Linked DNA regions of Homo sapiens: region 2 is linked to region 1. Evidence: chromatin contacts called from ENCODE Hi-C data. All regions are on one chromosome and are shown on one strand. The core of a region is the stretch at or near the end of the contact, and the rest is flanking DNA. Distances in the headings are between cores, read along the strand shown. Region 1 holds the start of PPP1R17 (protein phosphatase 1 regulatory subunit 17). Region 2 overlaps PDE1C (phosphodiesterase 1C).

What was found. Hi-C counts contacts between places; a loop is a spot of excess contacts on that map. Pooled maps may share reads with other maps.
Region 2: a map with no recorded cell type shows a loop between it and region 1 (7-fold over the local background). The contact joins the enhancer-like site here to the promoter of PPP1R17 in region 1. A Hi-C loop is called at or near these places in 3 of 37 single-sample maps with no recorded cell type and 2 of 50 pooled maps.

Annotation. Positions count from the first base shown.
Region 1 is chr7:31,685,287-31,688,712 of GRCh38, forward strand. It overlaps PPP1R17 (protein phosphatase 1 regulatory subunit 17), which reads left to right and starts at 1,929. Exons shown (of 5, transcript NM_006658.5): 1 at 1,929-2,020. It also overlaps a transcript of PDE1C not described here.
Region 2 is chr7:31,889,002-31,892,472 of GRCh38, forward strand. All of the region lies in intron 2 of PDE1C (phosphodiesterase 1C), which reads right to left. Among named protein-coding and RNA genes, the nearest start is that of PDE1C, 180 kb to the right of the region's middle. Within about 2 kb of position 1,475, at least 2 of the 41 ENCODE cell types and tissues checked have a DNase peak (open chromatin) inside an H3K27ac peak, as active enhancers do.

The DNA of each region.
Region 1 (3,426 bases), core at 679-3,178:
ATATAACGGCAAGATAAGGGAGGCTTGTGGTGACAGAAATGTTCTGTATATATTCATGTAAATATCAACATACTGGTTTTGATATTGTAGGATAGTTTCATAAGATGTTACCATTGGATATAACTGCTTACGTATAGGAGATCTCCCTGTATTATCCCTCACAACGACATGTAGATCTATTACCTCAAAACAGTTTAATTCAAAAGAAGAATTCAAGGATTTCAGAAGGAAAGTATATCTTTTCCACTCAAGTGTGGACTGAAGATGCTGCTAACTCATTGGCCAACAAGGCTGTTGTTAAGAAGATAAAGTAAGGCAGGGTTTAATGCCTAGGTGATGGGTTGATAGGTCCAGCAAACCACCATGGCACACGTTTACCTATGTAACAAACCTGCACGTCCTGCACATGTGTCCCAGCACTGAAAATAAAATAAAATTTAAAAAATGAAGAAGATAAAGCAGGCAGTTTTGAACACAGACCTGCTTCTAGGCCCTGTCCCTCAACATCTAGGGCCTTCCCTTCCTAGACAAGAGCATCACCTTTCAGCAACCCTCATCTCTTCCCAGGAGGTCCCAATAAGGATCAACACAAAATGGAACAGGCAAAGAAGTCCATTCTCTGCTTATCTGTTACCATGGCAAAAGTCTAACCCTAGGAGTCAACCTCTTGGTGAGTTTACTATGGTTCTAGCCCTGTTATTTGGGATCCTGGCAAGTGGGAGGGAGGCACCAACAAACACATTGCCAGTGGCAAGCAGGCAGTTGAAACCAAGGGGTTGCCAGGGACCTGCTCTGCAGGGAACCTCAGGTAAGACTGGAAAAAATATGGATGTGTGGATGGTGCTCACGTATCTTCTGTGAGAACATATTTCTTGGGCATCACTGGGTGGTCCATTGGCTGCTATCAGGGGGTCTGGAGCCCTTCTAGTGGGTCCTGATACCTACCTGATCTCCCAGACTGGCCTTCCTGCTTTGGAGTCAAAACTGCTGCTCCTCCAAACCCCAGTGGGCTCTCCTCCAGTGAGCAGACCCAAAACATAGAACCTTCCTCTCCAAAAGACAGCATGTCTCCCGCCTCTCCCACCTTGCTTAAACATCCACTCTTGAGTGCCTACGTATTCCTAATATTGGTACATTTGGCTTTGTTCCTTTGAAGGAGGAAATTTTTTCTGGCCTGCACACTATAACCTATAGAGTTGGGGGCTGCTTTCTTTGCTATGTGCTGTTTGAAATGCTCTCTTTGCTGAGAGGTATTGCAAAGTGGTTACAAGCGTGGACCCTAGCATTTCATTACCCCATTCAAACCCTAGCTTCACCATGTGGGGAGACCTTGGTCAGATGATTTGGTAACTCTTGAGCCCCAGCTTCCTCATCAATAAAATGGGATGATGACTGTAGCTCATCTCACAAGGTTGGCCTGAGGGTTAAGTAAGTAGATATGTGTGAAGTCTCTAGAAGAGTGTCTGGCATTTTGGTAGCCTTACATAAATGTTAGCAGTAGCTACCCTTCTCTTCCTCCTCATGATAGTACTTTGAGAAGCAGCAATAGTGATTGAAAGTACTCTGGATTTAAACTTAAATAGCTTTGAGAGTCGAAATTAGCTGTGGCCTCTCTTGGGCATATCACTTAACTTCTTGTGCCTCAGTTTCCATATTTACAAAATCAGGCCAAAAAAAATCTATCGCATGGGAATTCAATGATGTAGCTGGTTTGTCTGAATTTCTCTGGTGTGCACACCGGAAACTCAAAGCACGACTCTATACTGTACTTTTGTAATGTACAATGATTGCCGTGGAGAGCAGCGATGGAGATGTTAGTCCTCTTTCCTTCTCCATCCCCCTTGCCCTGGTGCCTGTGAAACAGAGCATCCCCATGGCAACAGCAGCAGCTGGTCCCTAGATAAGAGGAGCTGGAGCCGGCCAGCAGCAGCCACTGCCGCAGAGGAGCCAGGCCCAGCCTCGGTGAGCACACACGCCCTCCCTGTCTCTCGCCTTCGCTTCCCTGCATCTGCGCTGATTGGTAAGTGCTTCAGATTTTTACTCCAAGAACTTTTGTGGTGAGAAAAGCAAGTTTCCAGTCAGTTACTGGGACAAAGAAGGCTGTAGCTGGTGGCACGGGGTTGTGCTTTATGGAGCAAGGCTAAGCTGGGGCCGAGTGGACAGCAGAAAAAGTTACCACTTTCAAGTCATTCTTCCAAGGGAGGGAATGGAGTTCTGTAAAAGACTGAACCCTCACAAACTCATTTGCAAAGTTTCAAGATGAAGTTGGTGTATCTGCATATTCACACAGGATAGAGAGGTTTATCTTCCAAGGCTGGGGAAAGTACAGAAAGTATGCTTCTCAAAACACATTCTCCATGCCCTACTTTAAGTCAGTCTCTCCTCCAGGAATACTGCCAATTTAGGTTTTCTAAATGAACAAATCTGATTTTAAAAGACGGTACTTTTTGACCTGAATTCAATCCTCTGGTTAAAAAGAGGTTTGACAATGAATATGTATTTTACATAGCCAGAGGGTGCATTAACGAGATACCACATAGGCTGTGGATACAACCTTCTACCCTTTTATTCCATCCAGTAAATCAAGACCTGATTACTTTGGGGGATATTCTTCAGAATACCGTATGGTAAGCTAAGTGTCAACTCGCTTCTGAGAATCAGTTCTATTATGTTCCCAAGATTTAGAAATGGGTTGGTTTTTGTCTTGAACTATTCTCATCTCATTACCAGCTTCAGAGAAGGCCAGAGATGGGATAAAGAGATAATTCTGATAGATCAATTTAGATAGACATATAATCACAAATGGAGGACTGAAAGATCCAAGAAGGTCCCTCACACTCACGAAAATATCAGTGTGTAGGACCTGGGCTCGGGACTCCATGCACATTCTATGGGTAATACTCTCAACAACCCTGGAGAAGAGCCACTATCTTCCCCCATTTAACAGATTTGAAAACTAAATTTTTGAGAGAACAGATAACTGTCCCAAGTTCACCCAGCTAGAGAGTGGTACAAGCAGCCAAACGTTGGCTTCTACCTTATATTGACTCACAGCATCCAATCTTAAAGTTGAGAGGAATTTTCTTCCCATAATTTAAACCGCATATTCTCACATCCAACTGAGAAAACCGCTCAATGATAAGAGAAAAGACAAAAAATCCAGACCAGCTTCTGACCACACACTGAACCAACTAATGTGTTTCAGCTCCGCTGGTGTGCCTGCCTTTCTGCAATATAGTGGGGTCCCTTTTCTGGCACCCAGTTCCTTCCCCCTTTCAGTTCCTGTTCTCAAAAGAGAAGGTGACCTTTGTCATTAACAATCCCTGTGTATTGTGACATCAATTTACATATTGCTGCTCTTAGTGGTATTTGCATTTACAAGTATCTCTCTGTAAAAAGAAAGGTTTTGTCCCTTGTGAAAAGGAA
Region 2 (3,471 bases), core at 225-2,724, 200 kb after region 1:
AAGTTTAAATGACCTAAATAATGGAAGAAGAATCCATGCTCATGAATTTTAACACTCAACATTTAGAAATATGAATTCTCCCTAAATTCACCTGTAGATTAAATTACAAACAAATTCACCACAAGTCATTTGGTGGAAACCGATTCTAAAATTTACTTAGAAATGTGAAGAATGAAATATAGTTGATGTGGTAAAACAACAAAACTGTTGTTACTATCCTACATATCAAGACTTATTATAAAGCATTTAATTCTGGTCCCATGTCCCTCTACCACTTCACTATTCCAACTCTCTTCCTTTCAACATCCAGCTGGTATGTGTGAGGATGTGCATATGTATTTTTATATTCATATAAGCACAACATAAGTGGACAAGAAAACATGCTACAAGAAAAAAGAAAACAGGCAATGTAAGTTGTTTTTGAACTATCCTATTCTACATGTGATTGTTCCATTCCACATGCAGGGACCCACTCTTTGGATACCCAGTCAAGGGCATCACTGCATACTCTGTCTTGGTTGCCATGGATTTTCTGATGAATATTTCCATTCCTTTGGTTTTCGTGAAGCTATGCCACAGAGGAGCCCTGCATGCTCAGTCTCCTCCTTGTTCTGCTCTACAGAGTGAATCTCCTTTGGGGATATATGTTTGTGGGTGTGAGAGTATGTGGGCAACTGTGTGTCCAAAGTGAGTGTGTCAGCTCACTGCATGGGAACACCAGCCAAAATGCACTGTCAAGTCCAAAAGAAGCCTTCTATTCTTATGGTACTCTAGAAGGTGTTACGACTCAGGGTTAAAGTTTTAATCCATTTTGAGCAATAATATTGACTTTGTTCCTTTGCACTTCTTATCAAATGCAGTACTTTAGAAAGGAGCTCCCTAACAGTCATTCTTGGCCTTATAAATAAGTGTTTCTTAAAAACCAGTTTATCCCCTGTTTTTATTGCCAATCAACTCACACATTTTGTTAAAAGGACATAGCGGATTTTTTTTTAGAGTAAGATTCCAAATTATGCTAAGAAAATCTTTCGTGAAGGTAAACATTCTCTCTCCAAAGTTTGTAGGCGAGCAGACCTTATTGGGAAAGGATGTTATTATGAAAACCCACTTGTTCTTCTGGGTGAAGAAATAAAAAAGAATGAAAAATACAACCCAGAGCATCATTCAGAATCCACCCCAGGCCATGCTGGGGACTGGGGAGAGGGAAGCAGTTAAGATCCTGACAGACTACCAAGAGGTAAGTTCCAGAAGCCAGTGTTCATTTGCAGCTATTCATGTGGAAAGAATCACTGTCACTTCTGCCTGCTGATAAACATGCCACTTCAACATCTGTCTTAATAGACCAAAGAAATGAGAAGAACTAAAAACATCTTTGAATGGCACTAATGAGAACAGGAAGCTGAGCAGAAATGAGAAGCAAGTTTGCAGGAAGATTTAGGAAGGTTGCAACCCATGCCTAGACACGTCAAGACACATCTTTCCATGTCTTCATAGTCAACCCGGTCCCGTGACTCCTTTGCTTTCCTTTTCTGAATTTAGTTCCTCATTCAACCTCAATTGCATCATGTTGGTATGATTATCCAGAGGAGCTAAAGCTCCCTCAGCCAGCAAAATCACAGGAATTCTACCATACTACAAATATAAGTTTTGGTAAGATAAACCTAAGGTTACATTTTTCTCATTTCTACTTCTTTTTTCTTTTATAATAACAGAAATAAATAAATTAATTCATAGATTAAAAACCTTCAAATAATGGCTAACAAGATGCTGAATTGGCACAGTTCCCTTTCTTAAGATTAACTCAAGAAAAATTATAGGAAAAAAACCTCAAAGAAAACCGTGAGAAACCTCTAAGGTGACCTGAGGCTGCCGCTTTGAATGTGTGTGTGAAGACAGTGCATCTTCTTGGTCTGGGACAGGAGGCAGCCCCACCACACTGGGGAGGAAATGATGGGAAAGGAACTGTTGGAGTCTGCTATTGTTTCCCTCCACTCCACTTCCTCCAGGCGCACAGTAGCTGCTCCCACACCTCCTGTGACTCAGAACTCTAAATGTCAAGAAATCCTGGAGAGCTAAATAGGGGTTGTCTGTCCCACCTTGTGGCTCCTCTAAGTTCACCATGGGTTTCCAAGATTGTCACAGAAGGAAAAGGGATGCAAAAGGACATGTGCGAGAGGTTTTTATGAACCAGACTGGAACTGGAACTGATTGCTCCTGGTCACTTCCAATTGTCCAGAAGCCATAGTCACCTAACTACGTCTTTCCAAGAGAGAAGCTGGAAAACACAGTCCTGTGGTAGGCTCAAGAGGAAGAGGTGGTGGTTTTAGTGGAGATCCAGCCAATCTCTGCCCCACCTAGAAAATGCAATCCTATCACCAATACTTGTTTTTTCCTTTAAACCTTTACTTTCTGCTCCTTTGAAAGAGTCAAATGGAATGTTGTATATTAAAGATACTTTCTAACTTTAAAATCCTTTAAAACTAAGAAACGTAATCATCCTAATTATCAGATAATCTCCCAAGCATTTTGACAAAAATGAGACAGTTCTCATGGGAATTATGTTGAGTGAAGAAAGCCAATCCCAAAAGGTTATATACTATATGATTCCATTTATGTAATATTCTTAAAATGGAGGACAAGATTAGGGGTTTACAGGGATTGGAGAGAAGGGAGAGGAAGAGGGAGACACGTGTAAGAAGGGCAACAAAGGGAACCTACTGGTGAACTATTCTATACCTTGACTGTGGTGGTGGTTGTACAAACCTACACTTGCAATTATGTTGCACAGAACCAAATGCATTCATACACACACACACACACACACACACACACACACACGTGAGTACAATAAAACTGGAGGGCTCTGAATAAGATTGGTAGATTATGCTAATATCAGTATCTTGGGTTGTGAAATTGTCCTGTAGTTTTTCAAAATGTTTCCATTGGAAGAAAATGGGTAAAGGGTACATGGGAATTCCTCTGTATTATTTCTTACAATAATGTGACTCTACAATTATCTCAAAATTAAACATTTAGTTTTAAAAAGTGGGACACAGTTATCCAGCTCAATGGAATATTGATGACAAAAGGCTGGACATAGTTGTCCTTTCCCCAGCTGGTTTTATAAGTGTCTCTCTGTTCTTAAATAGTGGTCTACTTAGTGTCCTCCAGATCCTTCGGCTTGGCCTCAGCAGCAGTAAGAGAGTTAGGGGTAAATGTTCACCAGTGAGCTACTAACTGTGTCTGATGACTTTGGAGAGCATCCAGTGAGGGCTATAATCAGTGATGCTTGGAGCTTGGTGAGAACCAGACTCATGCCTTGAGGAAACCCTGGGAAAGACAAATGGAGGTTCTCAGGATCAACTGAAGAAACTCAGATGCTAGCAAATGGTCACCACACTAAAACGGTGAGAGAAAAAGAATCCCAGTGACTTTACTAAAGGCTCACTAATTACACCTCTACTGGCAGTG